2 separate regions of the Mus musculus genome follow, and region 2 is linked to region 1. Evidence: chromatin loops called from intact Hi-C (ENCODE). Cell type or tissue: left cerebral cortex. All regions are shown on one strand.

Region 1 (8,000 bases):
TTTTCTTTCGAATGTGCTGCTTAGCAGTCCTCAGGGAGTTCTTGTCAAAGCTTGGGGCAGTCACTTAACGCTATGTGGTTAGGACTGCTTTTGTGACCTGCTAAGCCAGCCTTCATTATGTTCGGATATCGAGCCGGTGATCTTCAGATTCGTAGCCGGCTTCCAGGGCAGTGTGTGTGGGCTTCAATTGATTTGCTGGAGTAGACACCTGGGCCATATGTCCTCCAGCTTACAAAGACACAGCATGTTAAGTTCCTTTCAGGCAAAGTCTTTGCTCCTAAGAAGTTACATAGAGCGACATAGGGATTCACAAATGTCCATCTACCATAGTTTAAATAACGGCTTGTTCAGCTCTGAAACGAAGAACGGGTTCTTTCTCATTTATTACTGCATGGATGTACAGATGTCGAAGTCATGGTTCTGGATCTTTATCAGTTACTCTTCACAGATGTCTTTGTGCCTTTTTGACATCCTGGAGCAGATACATACAGTGCCATGCATATCATACATATGACCACATTCTGTCATGGGGAACTGCCCTTCACTATCCTCTGTCTTCACGTTGTGCAGCTGCCTCTCAGGAAGGAAATGAGAAATCCCGAGTGTCCAGGGCTTGTCTATACAGCTCTCCTCTACGGTGGTTTAGAAGGCTGTCGGTCTTCCAGGAGGCTGATATTCTGTGTGCAAGGCGCATGGAGGCAGCCTTTATTAAATGAGTGCAGTTTGCTCTCGTTGCAGAGTTGGCTGCATGTGTATCCCGGCTGCTACAGCTACAGCACTGCTGGATTAGAGAGTTGTCCTTACCTGGTAGAGGACTAGGCAGGCCAGAGGTTTGGATTATAGCTCAGGAGCCAGGAGGGAAGGTTACTCCGGGTAGCTTTGCCTCTCAGACCCTGACTTCCTTCCGGATTAGCCCAAGGGCTGACTGACCTACAAGTTCAGCTGGGACCCTGACCAAACTTGTCAGGAGTCTGATGTGGAGTTAACAACCCACCAGCCCTAGGTGTCTGTCCTTGCTTTCTTCCCCTGCCCCTTGCCTTTTTGTCTGGTACCTGATTCCAGCCTCACTGCCTGTCACCGCTGGGCCCCTTTAACCAGCTCAGCTTGGTGGTTTCAAACTTGGTCTAACTGAGAGGGACTGGCCTTCTTGGTGGGTGGCCTCCTCTCTTTTTCAAGGAAATATCTATCCTTTTTTTTTTCCTATTTAAAAAAAAGTAGCATATTCTCACTTGGGGGAAAGAGGACTGGAAAATGTAGAAAGAATGTTTTTAAAAGAGCTAAAACAGTCAATGTCGCAAAATCACGCACAAACCACTGTTGCTATTTTGGAGACATTGGATTTAAAATCTGTATGGAGCATGTTTTCCTCTTGTGGCTTCCTTTGGAATGCTCTAAAGCCTATGCAACAGAAAGAAACCCGTTCTGAAAGCCTAGCTGAGTTACTACACTTTTTTTTTTTTAATGTCTGGAGGCCGTTTTATGTACACAGAAAAACTGTGTGTCGGATGGTGCTCTGTTTATAAAGACATAACAAGTGACATTCAGCAACTGTTCAATGTTTAAACAGTTATAAGATTGAATATGTTGAAATGATTTAAACCATAATGTGACTGTTAAAACAACGCGATTTCCTTCACATCCCTTAAGAGCAGATGAGATGCCCTGTCTGGGTTAGACACTCACCATTGCAACCAGCTGGGACAGATCCCAGCTTCGTTTCGCTCTTGCGTTCATTGTTCACACACTAAAGTGACCTGCCCTAGCGCTGCTATCCTGTTGTGATACCTAAAGTGAGGCAACATGATTTTTAATGTCACCAGAATCAAAAGGGCACCACCTTTAAGTCTAGTATCTGACCTGCTCCTTGTTGAACATGGCTCTTCTCTTTGGGCTCTTGTCTCAAGGTAAGTCAGAACTTGGCCAACAGCATCAAGTTCAACTTTACGTGGTTCATAAGTCAGCACCGTTTTAATGTCTAAGTCTGTGGCTTTCAGGTAGATTTTTCTTTACTGTCTACCCCTCCCTGTTACCCTACAGTGACTCGCTCCCTAAGTTTCTCTTGGCCGGTGTTGTACAACACATTGTCCTGTCACAGTGACGTATTGGCCTGACCTGTTAACATTATTAGAAGCGTATGTATGCCTTTTTTCACTTTCTTCTTAAAATTAGAGTTGGATTTTCTAGAGGCTTCCATCTCCTAGGAGACAAGGGAGGGACAACTGAGTGTTCTTCGTGCTGTTGTCGATTTGCTCCTCACACCTGGTTCCTGGCCTCTCTGTGTGATTGGTCGGTGCTCACTTCTCTCATAACCTGCCTTCTACAGTCCATCCTTACCTTGGGACACTCCCTTTGCTTTGGGGAGACTTTTTGGCTAGTTCAGAGTTTCTGACCTGTTATTATTTCCTGTTGTACATGTAGTTTAAAAACACGGACCTACCTACGCTCCATAAACAGAGAAAGAACAAAGTACCTTGGCTTTAATAACCCTCCCTTTGCAAAAGTGAAACAAAGAATTATGCATAAACAGTTTATCTCTAAGGACTTCCCTTTTGTACACTGTGCGGTATACTCTGTTGATTGCTTTAAACTCTGTGCTTAAGACTGAACCAGGATGATTATTTTCCTGTTTGTTCATAGTATGCTCTCTCTGTGTCTCCCACGCTGAACTTAAACTCACAGCCCTTTACCTTGTGAGTACTGGGACTACATTTGTGCACCACCCTGCCTGTCTAATACCTTCTGCACAGACTAGACAGTTGGAGGTTGATTAGTCATGGCAGCCCCTTTGCCTCTGTAGCACTGCCCTTGGCTTCTTTGAAGAATCCTTGTATTGTGGATACAACCAGATGTCCTTGTTCTGTTCCCCCTGGTTGCTGCTTTAAGATATGGAATCAACTACTGTTCAAGAAATCCCTTCAGGGTCACTCACGACTATTGGTTATTCTAGTTTTAGCATCGTAAGGGTGCTAGATGCCACTTTTCTTACTGTGCCATTTAATAGGCCATCACAAGTCTGCTGCAGTGGAAACCTATGGGTCTCCCCTGAGTGTAAGCAGTACTACAGCACTGGAGTTTCTGTAGTTGTGTTCAGCTCTCCAGTGTTCAAATGCGGTACCAATGCTTAACTGGCATCCACTGTTTAATGGGTGCAGATTGCTCTCATTGCAGAGTTAGAAGCAATGTGTTATCCTGGCTGCAGCAGCTGTAGCGTGGCTGGAGTAGAGAGTTGTAGGGCTTGAATTTGTGAGGAAGGTAGTGGCAGGCCCACTTCTGGTTGACCAGTTGTTCTAAATCTACTGCCTGCTTTGTAGAGGGCTCCTTGCCCCAGCTCTTCCCACCGCTTCCTGGCTACCTGGACCCACCAATGGAGGTGTGTTAGACACATTGCCCAGGCATGAATGTATAACCTTCAGTGATTTAGCATTCCCTTCTCTTAGAGGCCTCTTTCTCCCAAAGAAACTGATTTACTAAATGTTCCTCTAAAATACCAGGTTGATTGTAATTCTTGCAGTGTACATTTGAATTTACAAATAAGCTCTCTGGGGAGGCCTTAAAGCCAGACTAGAATCCTCCTCAGATCTTGGAAGGGATGTATGGAGACTGAAGTGAGAAAGGCATTTGTTCCTCTCTGTAGCTTTCAAACAACTCCTTGTTCAAAACTCTCCACTTGGTCTGAATGCCATACTTCTTGCCCCACCTGTCTGAATTACTTCGTGGCTATGACGATCTTACAGAAAGCTAAGCTCTTTGAACTTGTGAACTATCTTGTGAAACCTACCATGGTTCCATGGTTTTCCATTAGTTGAAGCTTAAAGTCCCTTAGAGTTTATCTTTTTAACTTTTCAGGAAGTTTACCTGAACTAATTTGCATATGGAAGGACTACCTCTGGGTCTCTTTGCTTTAGGCCAAGGGTTTATAAACTGGTGTCAGACTTGTACTTACTTCAGTGTAGGCCTCTGAGCTGTTATATTTGAAATATTTAAAGGAAAAAAATGCTGGAATTTGAGAACTGGAGGAAACTTGGAAAGTTACTTAAGCCTGGCCATTCACTAAAAACTCATCTCGGTGCCTTGTTCCGCGTCACAAATTCAGCCCTTTGATTTACAAATGTCCATAGCACAGTGTAATAAAACTAATAGTGTTTTGTAACATCTGTTTTCACTTCCCAGTCTTCAGCTGATACGATTTATACAACTAGTATCTTATGGGCTAGGGGGAGTTAGTTAGCTCCGGGTGGTCCTTCTGTACAGGCCTACATCAGCAACACAAGCGTGGTTTACCTTTTCATGGGATAAGAGGCTTCCAACTCTACCCAGAATGCTTAGATATTGGGCAGTGCTCGTAACATTAATGCCACAGCTTCCTCTGAAATACTCCTGGCATGCTATGTTAGATGCTAGTCAGTAATTAGTGTACAGCAAGTTCAGTGTGGAGAGCCAGCTGCAAGCAGCACTTGTTCAGTGGATTTGCGTTTTTAATATTAAGCCTCAGTTTCCTATGAATGTCAGATAGGGGACAGCCAAGCTGGACTTAAAATGCTTGGGAAAGAGGCTTTTCAATGGCTGGTTCTCATGAGCATGATGGACAAATACGGCTTACAGAAAGGTGTTTCGCCTTTGTACTAATCTGCTTGGAAGACCTGTCACTCAGAGATTGGGTAGAAAACTCCCACTGTGGAAGAAGTGATCTTTTTAGAAACTAATGTGAAATTTCAATGCCAGTGATGATAAATGTAGAAGGTGGAAACTAAAAACAATAGTCTTAATTCTCTGGATGCAATGTTTGAGAGCCCACATGCGAGTGAGTTTTCTACCTACTCCATCAAACCAATTTGAGAAAAATCTCAGGTTTACATTTAAAAGCAGACTTTCCCACTCAGCAAGGCTAATTTCCCAGCACCACCTTGTGGTGACTCCTAGTTAACCAGGATGTTTGTTCACTGAAATGGGTTACTATTTCCCTGCACGGCAGAGGCATGTTAGAGACTGCACCTACTTTCTTTATCACGAATGTGAAAAATCACCACATTCCTTTAGCATAAAGCTTTCCTTTCATGCTGTCAACAAAGCTATGTTTGGGACAAGAACCGACTTGGAGCCTTAGGTCCCTCTACCCGCAAGGTCCCGCAGTCCATGCCTCCTGAATCACTGGGGCTGCCGACGTATGTGCCGCTGTGCCAAGTTAAAGCTATGTCTGTGATATTTAAACCAACTTTAACTTAAGAAAAGCATAATATGCGAAAGCCACATCAATAAAGTCGCAATTAAATGAGTTAATGAACAAGATATACTATTCGCACATGTGAATTCACAGCAGCTGGGGTTCCCTGCACATGACCTGCATAAGACAATTAAAAAAATACTTTTGAAATAAAATCAGAGATGTCAACCAGTGGCCAACGATGTAAACAGCCCCCCAACACACGCGAGGAAATGGATGTGACAGGATTGAGAAACATGATGGGAGCAGGCTACATCCAGCAACAATAGGGGACACGGCCTGGCTGGAAGCCATCAGAGCCTTGGTTCCAGGTGGGTGACCAGTGCAGAGGTTCAAAGCATGGAGTGATCAGCTTGGCCAGGCTGAGCCTCAGGATCTGTTCTAAGAGGGACAAATGATGGTATGGAAGGCAGGAAAGAACGTCAGTGCCCAAAACAGCTAAAGGCTCAGAGACGGGCAGGGGAGCCAAGCCGGGCACACACACCTGTAATTCAGTCACCTGGGAGACCTTGTCTGAGTGACTGTGAACTGAAGACCAAACTGAGCCATGTAGATGACCCTATCTGTTTCACAACAGCAACTGCCACCAAGAGAGACAGATGTCAGTAAGAGAAGGAGACGATAACACTGACCTTCATCTTTTCCCTCGCTACCCAGAGTCCCCGATGCCTCCGTCCACAGCGGATGAACCACAAGACCCAAATACTGACAAAAGCCCCAAATCAAAAGATATCAGATATTCAAGAAAAAATGGCCCTGTGAGGAAAACGTTAGGCTTGAGTTGAGAGAGTCCCAGCATCAATAAAACAAATGAGCCACTGAAGACTCAAGTGGACTTACACGATTCCAGAATTTATTTCTCAGGCACCTAACACAGCAGAACCAAGGAGAAAATTAAGAAAGGAAAATTTGGTGTAGGAAAGAAATTAGTAAAATTTGTTACCTAAGTTTTTAAGGCAAGATACGAAAATAAAGGCACAGAATTAATTAGACCATCTTAGTATTACATCCATATAGAAATAGAGGTGGACCTATATTAAGGGTAAGTGTTACTAATTAGGTCAGGTTTTGGTACGACAATGCAGCTTTGAAATTAAGTTAAACTAACACAGTATTTACTTGGTACTATGCCTTAAGGAGACAGCATGCTCTATACTTGGGTGAGACATAAAATGTCATATTACCCGATAATCTGTAGCATCTCCTGCTTATGCTTTGCTGTCATGTCTTCCCATTTTTCTCACTAGCTTCCTTTCAGTTTTCTTAGAAGGTATGACTTGAGTTTGTAGAGGGAGGTGGAAGAGATCGGTACTCTGAGGGAAGAATACCAGGATGAATTTTTCACTACCTTTTCTCATTTCTTAAACATTGGCTTATCTGTCTTTTAATTAAAGCTGTGGGGCCTGGTTTCTAAGTCCCCAGGGAGAAGTGAGAGACTGGCATTTCAGTTGTAGGAGTTCCCTTTTTTTTAAATTAATTTATTTATTATATGTAAGTACACTGTAGCTGTCCTCAGATACTCCAAGAGGACACCAGATCTCGTTACAGATGGTTGTGAGCCACCATGTGGTTGCTGGGATTTGAACTCCGGACCTTCGGAAGAGCAGTTGGCGCTCTTAACCACTGAGCCATCTCGCCAGCCCCAGGAGTTCCCTTTTATATAGTGCCTTAGTTAGGGTTTTACTGCTGTGAACAGATGCCATGACCAAGGCAACTCTTACAAGGACAACATTTAACTGGGGCTGGCTTACAGATCAGAGGTTCAGTCCATCATCATCAAGGCAGGAACATGGAAGCATCCAGGCAGGCATGGCACAGGAGGAGCTAAGAGTTCTATATCTTCATCTGAAGGCTGCTAGCAGAATACTGGCTTCCAGACAGCTAGGATGAGGGTCTTAAAGCCCATGCCACAGTGACACACCTACACCTTCTAATAGTGTCACTTGTTGGGCCAAGCATATACAACCCATCACATATAGTAACCTTTCTTTTGCAATGCTGGGATGGGAACCAGGGTCTGGTGTGTGCTAGGCAAGCACTCTTCTCTAAGCACATTATAGCCCCCGGGTTCCCTTTTAGAACTACATACATTTCCCCCAGGTAATAGTGAATAAGAAATGCTTTATAAAACAGTATGGCTTTCTAAATGTCACCACGGTCTCCTCGTGACCTTGTGTGGCATAACCTTTGCCACTACAGTTTTCAATGACTGCAAATGGGTTTTGGTCCTTGATAATCTCTCAAGATGTAGACTTTAAGCTAACGAAGGTGCCCTGCCTTCCTGGCTCCAAATTACAAATCCATGACTCTTCACAGAGGAAAAAATGTTCACAGTTGAATGTTCTCTTCCTGGTAAGATGAAAATCAGAATTTGGCACCAAAATTAATAATTACTGTATTTTAAGAGTTACCTACCATTTGTTGTCTGTCCTTTGGTATGGGTTTGAAGGAAAAAGAAGGAAATGAGAGAAAGGTCAATAATTTAAGGTCAGAATCCTTAAAATGAAAACATTCATTAATAAGTATTTCCTAGAAAAACCCTAAATGAGCAGTACCTCTATAAAAGCCAATTAATCCTCACCACTGACAAACAGGCAGACTTAACAAGGTATTGCTATCTCATTGGGAATGTTTTCTTCCTGTCTCCTCCTTCCTTTCCTCTCCTCTCTTCCCTCTCCTCCCCTCCCTCCTTTTCCCTCCCACTCCCTTGCATCTTAGACCCTTCCTCCCCTTCTGTCTCTTAATTAGGGGTTCATTACTGTGCAGAGCCACCATGACA
Region 2 (8,000 bases), 220 kb before region 1:
GCGCAGAACGTGTAAGTTTAAAGCTGGACTCCCGAGCATCATTTTCTAAACCTTGACTGTGTTTCTGTCCCTTGCAGAGCAACGGGCTTCGGCTTCTTGAACGCCCTCTGTAAAGCGGCGGCCGTCCTGGGAAACTTAATCTTCGGCTCCTTGGTCAGCATCACCAAAGCCATCCCCATCCTGCTGGCTTCCACTGTGCTCGTGTGTGGAGGACTCGTGGGGCTGCGCCTGCCCGACACACGAACCCAGGTTCTGATGTGACGTGACAAAAGCCATTCCCTTCCTCCCACCGTGGGTCGGTCGTATTGCCTGACTCAAAGCTTCAGAGTTTTAATGTATAGAAAGGTGGCCAAGTATCAGAACACAAACTTTTGCTGTGATGTAACGTGTAGCTGCGTATTGTCTTACCCCGCCAGTGTGATTTGCAGGGTTTCCCGCCCCCCCTCCCCCCGTGCACTGTTAGCTTTTCCTAACTGTGATGTTCCTGCTTCTCAGTGCCCAGTGGAAGTGTTCCTAAAATGTCTCAGTTGACCAGGCTTCCCCAAGGACTACATTCACCAAGAATCTAAAAAGTCTGTGCTGGTGTAAGAAATAGACCCTGCTGGCGACGCTCTACTAACAGGAAGTTTAAATTGGCATAATTTTGTGCTGAGGAAAGGGATTTCTTTTTCTTCTTTTTTCTTTCTCTCTTTCTTTCTCTCTCTTTCTTTCTTTCTTTCTTTCTTTCTTTCTTTCTTTCTTTCTTTCTTTCTTTCTTTCTTTCTTTCTTTCTTTCTTTCTTTCTTTCTTTCTTTCTTTCTTTCTTTTTCTCATACCGAGTGATACTTCCTGTTTTCTTAGAAAAAAGACAGCCTGCCAGCCACTCTAGCTGTTACAGCAGGGGGTTTCAAGACAATTGTGTGACACCAAGCACTTCTGGGCGGGGCTCTTTTGGGCAGGATGATTAGGGTGGTTTTGTTAACAAGAAAAGTTTAAAGTCTATCCCCACTTGGCAACGAAACCCTACCTGAGCAGCACAAGGCAGATTTTTAGATAGAAATTGGAATTCACAACCAAAGCCATTTGGGAAACACAGACGGGAGCCTCTCTTGTACGGTCCCTTGCGGGTCAACACCACCCACCCTCCTTTGATCAACTGTCCACTGTTACATTTTTAGCCCAAATCTCCACATCAGGTCATGTCCCTCCAGTGTCCCCAGGCTGTGGGCTCCTAGCCTTGTCTCTGGACAGTTTTTGAGCCTGCCTGCTCTCCCCAGCAACCCTCCGGCAGGCAGGACAGCATTTCCTGGTGGGTGAATATCTGTTTTACCTCTGGAATCTTCCTGAGCATGGAAGGAGGGAGGGGTCAGCAGGACGTTCCCACGGGCCAGCTGTCAGCTAAAGGACCTTCGAGTCTCTTGCCCGGTGCCCCTCCCCCAGGCCCATCCTTTTACGCGTCTTTGAAATCTGAAGCCTCCTTGTAGATTTGCAGCCTGTGATAGCAACCATCGTAAGGCCTGTGTTTAAACAGCATTCTTTGTTTAACTGCCTCTGTCTTGTTGGAGGGGGAATCCTCTTTGCTTATTTTACGCTTTTCTTGCATGACCACAGCCCCGGGCCTTCCAGAAAAAAGGAAACTTCTGTTCCCAAGAATCTGTTCAGAGATGGCCCTGCTCCCTGGAGTCCCCTCTGCCTTGCCTCCCTTCCCCTCACATGTTCCCTGATCCCTCCTGGAGCTGAAATTCTGTGAAAAGCTCTTTGATTAACATAAACCATTAATCCACTGCCCCCATTAAGTAATGCAGGCGTGGTGGAGGGGGCAGCCTTGAGTTAAGATGGGAAGCTGCAGAGAGAAAGTGGTTCCCTGCAGATAACCTGAGTACTCAGAGCCTGGACATCCAGGCTATGAGAGCCAGAGCTGCAGAGCTGACCAGGGAATCTTCGAAGCATCATTGATTGATTTGAAAGACACCAATGAGGCAGGGCCAGAACAGAACTCGCTTCTGTTTCTCATCCCTGGGAAACAAATCTGTGTTTCAAAAACCTAAGGAGTATCTATTTTTTTTTCCATGCAGGCTCATTTCTCTCTCCTATTTGCACCATGGTTGTTTTCTTTTTGAAAAAAACATGTTTGAGGCCCAGAGCAGACCTTTTGGTTGAATGTGGCATGCAACAAAATTGCTGCAAAAGTAAGATATGAATCCCTATCTTCCCATTCAAAACAAACAAACAAACAAACAAACAAGCAAACAAACCATACAAATCAAAGGCATTGCTTTCTCTACTCTGGCCTGCTGTGGTAGTGATCTTACTGGATAGTCTTTACTCTCAAATTGTCTCTGCTCCCTGATTTAGCTACAAGTACATTCCAAACTGCAAGACACAGTCATTCAGAATTTTATCTGGACACTGGGTTGGGCCAGCATGGGATGACCCAACAGAACCCTTCTTTATAAGACCATCTGTCCCCTTCAGAAAAACCATTTCTGTCAACTACCCCAAGCTTCCCAGGTGGCCCAAGAGGGATCTCTTCTATAACCTCCTGGACAATCAGTGGTCACAAGCCTTCTTGGTTGCCGTCTTGCCCACTCCCCACACATTTCCCTCAGCCTCTTCACTGTGTGTAACCTTTCCTTTCCACGACAGGGTTCTTGTTGCTTCTCAAATACATGCTGTGGCTTGTTCAGGTATAATTAGAGGTTAAGATCCAACCATGAGATTCGACAGAAGCCCCAGTTATGAGTGTCATGGGCCTTGACACCAGGGTAGACATCTGCTATCCCGTGTCATTCACATACAGGACAAGGAAATTGAAAGCTGTTTCAGAAGTGACACAGCTCCATCTGTACCTGCATTTTGAACTCCTTTTCTAACTAAAATCCCCACCGTTACTCTTCAGAATCAGCCCAGGACGCTCCCACGTTTTATTATCTCTGACTCCTCTCAATGGGAAAGAAATTAAAACAAATAGTAGCACCAGCTAACCAGCTGCTCTGAGCTGTGGCTTCCGTGAGACGCTCTGCCCTATGTATTGGGTCGTAAGCCTCACATTCAGTCCTACTTCCCGACTCATCTCATACTAGTACTCGCCCATGACCCAAGAGCAATGGGTCCTTAAGCAGGCAGAGATCTTTCTAAGGAGAAGGACTTGATCTCAGCCAAAAGGCCAAGAATCGAGTCACTGGGCATACTGGTCCTCAGTTTCTCCATCTATAGAGAAAAAGAATGGTTCTATTTTATTCTCCAAGAGAATAAGCAAGTCTCTAAGGAGGGTGGGAGTTGGCTTGGGAAGACTCATACAATAGGTTAGAGCACTTGTCCTGTTGCCTATGCCCACCCCCTGGTTTTAAGTGCTTCTCAGTTCAGAGCCATTGTTATCTACCCAGGGAATGTACCGCCCCAGAAGACACACTGCAGTTAAAAGACAGACACTTGGAAGTAGACCACACATGGCTGTATCCTAGAGTCCCCTATCCATCTACTTCACTATTTTCTCGAAATGCTGCCTTAAATGGATCTAGTGCTTCTCAATGGTTACACATAAATTGGTAGATGGGCCCTCATCTGCAAATCTCATCCAATCAGAGCTCAAGTTTGCACCAAAAGTTCACTCAATTTCAGAATATCTTAAGAGATCAATGGGGAGGAAGGGGTGTGACAACCAAGGGGGAGTCCAGTGTTCCATTGATAACGTTCCAGCAATGAGATTAGCATACCTGGGAGACATTCTAAACTCTAGGATTGTTTCCAGAGCATTCCGTGGGAACACTCTCTGCCAACCACAATAGAATATGATATTCTCCAATTTGTGTCTACCTTCTATCAAAAAGGCTTTTCCCTAGTTCTTCCTCAGGATGCCTTACGTGTTCATGTACAAAAGGCTCTGAAACCAGGATGCCTAGATTTGACCTTCACCTGGAACTGTAGACAATTACCATATTGTTTGGGGCCTAGTGGCTCTATATCAGGTTTCCCTTAAATCCCATATTGTGCCAAACATAGTTACCAACTACTCCTACCCCTCACCCCCTCACCCCCAAAATAGGCATGCTGAGACAACAAACACACATCTACACAGTGGAGTGCCCTGAAGTAACCGATGTGTTTCTTCACGTTTGCATTCTGCTGAGCGAAGTGTCTATTTTAGGTGAAATTTCTCTTGTCATCTGACCAAAGGAAGTTGTCAGGATCTCTTAGCCATAGTGCATGCCCTTTCCCTGTTTCAGGAAGCTGGCAGCTCTCCACGTCCTGTTCTGTCGCTTTCACTCTTGACTGTCCCATTCCCCTGTCAACAGTCTCTCACCAACCACACACAAACCATCGATCGATCGCCAGGGCTTCCCTATACTTTTCTCAACACCCAGATGCAGTTTAATAAGCCCAGCATTTCGAGCCACGGGGTACACAGTCTGTGTGTCTGTTAGCTCACTGATTAAACCGGTGGAGCTGGGTAGAGGAGAGAGTTGGGTAGAGTACATCTGTTCTTCTTTCACATGCTTTTTGGGTTAATATCATCTAAGGCTTGGCCTCCAGTGTGCTAGGTGTTGAGACTCTGGGCTGTATACAGATATTTAACCCTTTGTAGTGTTTCTTTGAGAACACAGAGCAGGGAGTCACAGACAAGACAGTCGTATATCTTGTATTAGGTCTCTATCAATGTCTTATTTTTCCAAGTGTTAAGCAAGTTATAATCTACAACAAACAGGTAGTACAAGAACTATGCATGACTGGGGGTTACCTGAAAGAGAATGAACTGCTTCTAGGGTGTATTAAACAGTACTTGAAAACACACACACACACACACACACACACACACACACACACACACACATACATTCATGTCTATGTTTCTTTAAATGGTCTCAACAGGAAATTGCACTAAGATATTGATCAAAGAAGAGACAGCAGCAAAGAGAGCAGGTGCCTCTCTGGAGAAGTTTGTTTCTCCAGAGCTGTTCTTTATGGGGAGCTAGGCAGTAAGTGTGTCCTCTCTGGGCATGCTAGAAGCTCTCTTTTCAGGGCCTCAGCATGCCAGAGACCAGCCTCTAAGCCAACCCTCCTGGGGGTGTTTCCTTTCTGATGGTAGAGATTTGTGACCCCGTCACACTGTCTTGCAGACTTTTTCCTTCTCTTGCCTCTGCGATAAGTCACCCAGAAAACAGGTTCTGACACCAGGAGGCCAGGGAGTTTACAGGTTCTAGTTTGAAATGGGCTGCAGGGTTGTTGCCAAGTGTTTTGAAGCTGCAAAGGATCTTTGGGGTTCTGGATCCTCCAAGGAAGCAAGACACAGAGAGAGGGTATATAGTCTCTGGCACTCCTTGTCTGTGTAAATACCTACACAGAACTGAAGGCCAGGTGCTTAAACTACAACCATTGCCCATCCTTGGCCTGTCCTACCATATTTGCATGGCCCCTAGAGCTAAGAAAATCGAGAACTAAGAAGAGACAACAGCTTTCAGGCTTTGGTTCAAACTCAGAGAAGCTTTTACACCAAGCCAAATACCTTCCCTGACACCAAGGAGATCCTGTCCCTGAGCAGCGCCCTGGTGCTCTGAGGACTGACCATCCAGACCAGAAGGGATGGTGTCATCTAAAGCCAGCCATGGCTGGGAACAGGCTCAACCACAATCTTAGAGCCAGTGGCTTACGTTTCAGAAATTTTTGAAAGGCAGTCAAGAAATGTAGCCGTCATTGCAATTAAATCAGCTATATTTTAAAGCAATATGTATTCAAAACTCATCACTTCCTACTTATTTTCTACATTTTTTTATTAGTCATGCCCTTGAGGAAAGTATGATATGCCTATTACATCTCTATTTTGGAAGTACTGTAATAATGGTGTCCCAATGACAGGGTCAGTGACATTATGCTGAGCTCATCCACAGCTGTAACAATTACAGCATGGAAAGTGACAAATACTCCAGGTCAGACTCCTCCTACCCCTATAGCACCCCAGGTATTGGTAAACATTCGCCAATGTACCACTCTCTGAAGCCATGAAGACTGTCTAACTTCCCATAACTCAGCAGTAGCATGCTTCCGTAGCATACACAGGGTCCTGGGTTTGTTGGGGAAGGAGGTGGGGCCTCCCAACGTACTGATCCAGGCCAGGTGGAGTTGAATGTCCCCTTGGGCTTGTGAGTCAGCATGACATTACTCATAAGTCCATGGGAAGGAAAGATTTAGCATGCGCTCATGTCAATACTCAAAGGCTTCTCTCCACATTCCTAATTGGTTCAGACTAAGACCAGCCATCCAGAGAACCCATTGGCCTCTGGGTGTTGTTCCTTCAGGGAGAATTGCAGTAAGTTAGCTATTTCACGCACTTTCCCAAATGTGGTTTTATAGTCTCTGCCTGACCCTGGAATACATTGAACAGACCATGTGCTCCTGATCAGGGTCTAGCTGAAGGAAAGCCCTAGAAGAGGTCCGCTTCCACCTCGGACTATAACCCCACCCGGCTTTTGGCAACTCGGTCCTGTCCTTGGTTTGGGTATATGGGTGTTAGGCGTTGTATTCTTTCTCTTTTCTATATTTAGTGCTCTGTCTGCTGTCCCACTGTGTGGTCCAGTCCCCCTGTTGTAGTGTATATCTGTGCTGCATGTGTGACCCTCAGTAACTCCCATGTCAGCTTTCTGGAGTCTCCATCAAGTTCTGCTGACCCTGCTGTGAACTCATCTTTCTGGTATGCTCCTTTGTGTCTCATTTCTGATTGCCAAAATGTTGGGCCAAGTGCATCTTCACTAAAAGTCCCGAGACGGCCATGTGTATCCTTGTGACAGGGCATGCTCTGTGTGGGATGGCTCGTGTGCAGCGTAGATCTATCACATGTGGAAGTGTGTATACATTTATATGCCAGATAACTATCATTCATGTAACAGCTGCAAAGGTATTTAATGTACATCAGATTAATAAAAGAGCATTTTTTGCTCCATTATATTCAAATAAAGATGGCCGTGTGACTGACAGTCTCTTCTAAATAACTCGAAAAGCACAAACACATTTTTGCTGAGGGTGGGGGATGGGGAGTGGGGGGTAACAAGCCTGTTGTTCAAGAGACTGAAGAGAGAGAATTGAGAGTTTGAGGCCAGCCTAGGCCACACAGAAAGACCCTATCCCAGGTAGAGAGAGGGAGCAAGACAAATGAACAAATTCAAAAGCCCACTTTTATGTCCTAGGTTCCAGAGAAAGCCGGTTCCTCTGGTACAGGCCAGTCTTAGTTGCTTTTGTGGGCTGGGTCTGTGGTCCTGGTCTGTTGATTTCCCAGGAATACCTTCCAATGGTTACCTAGAGCCTCTATGAAGAAAATGTTTGTATTGGGGCTGCTTGCTGGTGAACCAGATGCTTGTGTTATTTTGCCCTAAAGCAAGAACATTTAACAGATTTCTATCTCACAATCACCTCTAATTAATTGATAATGACTGGAACATTCATTTGAGAACAATGGGGGGGGGAGGCTATATTTGATGGTGTTCAGATTAGAGGCAGAAACAGGAGACTACAAAGACACATATTTGCTATTCCCCAAAGAAGACTTTTGACTGGTTTTAACAGAACACCCCAGTACCCCCTGCTCTTCTTTAATACAGGATCTAGCTGTGTTTGACAGGCTACACTCCAGGGACTCTCCTACCTCTGTTTCCAGGGTAGCCATGATACCAGCTCAAATCATGGCCTCTCACCAAGAATTTGCATTTTTAACTGTGCATGTGTCTGTGTAAATATGCATCATGTGTATGGAAGTCTCTGAAGAGGACAAAAGAAAGCGTCGGGTCCCCCGCAGCTGCAGTTGCAGACCGTCCTAAACCACCAGTGGGGGTGCTGGGGACCTTTTCTGCTGCAGGCTTCCTTCTTTTGGTTCATACCCTGATTTCTTCCAAGTGGTTTTCCCCAAGGTCCTCTCTCATTGCCATAGCAACCTTATTCACAATTTACTACTCTTCATCCCATTGCTCCATGGAGGATCTGGGCACATTAAAAAACCAACAAACAAAGAAACAAAAAATCAAAACAACCGGGAA

What was found. A loop is a pair of places that touch in the nucleus more often than their neighbours do. Peaks named below come from ENCODE experiments on the same cell type or tissue, not always from the same donor. Only the 100,000 strongest peaks of a DNase experiment are listed, where the experiment ranks them.
Region 2: a loop joins it to region 1, with 2.5 times the contacts of the local background. A loop is called at or near these places in 6 of 42 quality-filtered maps.

The regions. Positions count from the first base shown.
Region 1 is chr13:95,736,771-95,744,770 of GRCm38, reverse strand. The region is part of intron 5 of Iqgap2 (IQ motif containing GTPase activating protein 2); the gene reads left to right. Among named protein-coding and RNA genes, the nearest start is that of Gm32702, 23 kb to the left of the region's middle. In left cerebral cortex, a CTCF peak has its summit at 4,901 (motif pointing left); DNase peaks (open chromatin) are centred at 1,334 and 4,897.
Region 2 is chr13:95,953,541-95,961,540 of GRCm38, reverse strand. It overlaps Sv2c (synaptic vesicle glycoprotein 2c), which reads left to right. Exons shown (of 13, transcript NM_029210.1): 13 at 78-2,098. The coding sequence ends at 261. Among named protein-coding and RNA genes, the nearest start is that of Gm24032, 60 kb to the right of the region's middle. In left cerebral cortex, no CTCF peak of the experiment used is centred here; DNase peaks (open chromatin) are centred at 1,409 and 4,093; H3K4me3 peaks cover 660 bases; H3K27ac peaks cover 510 bases.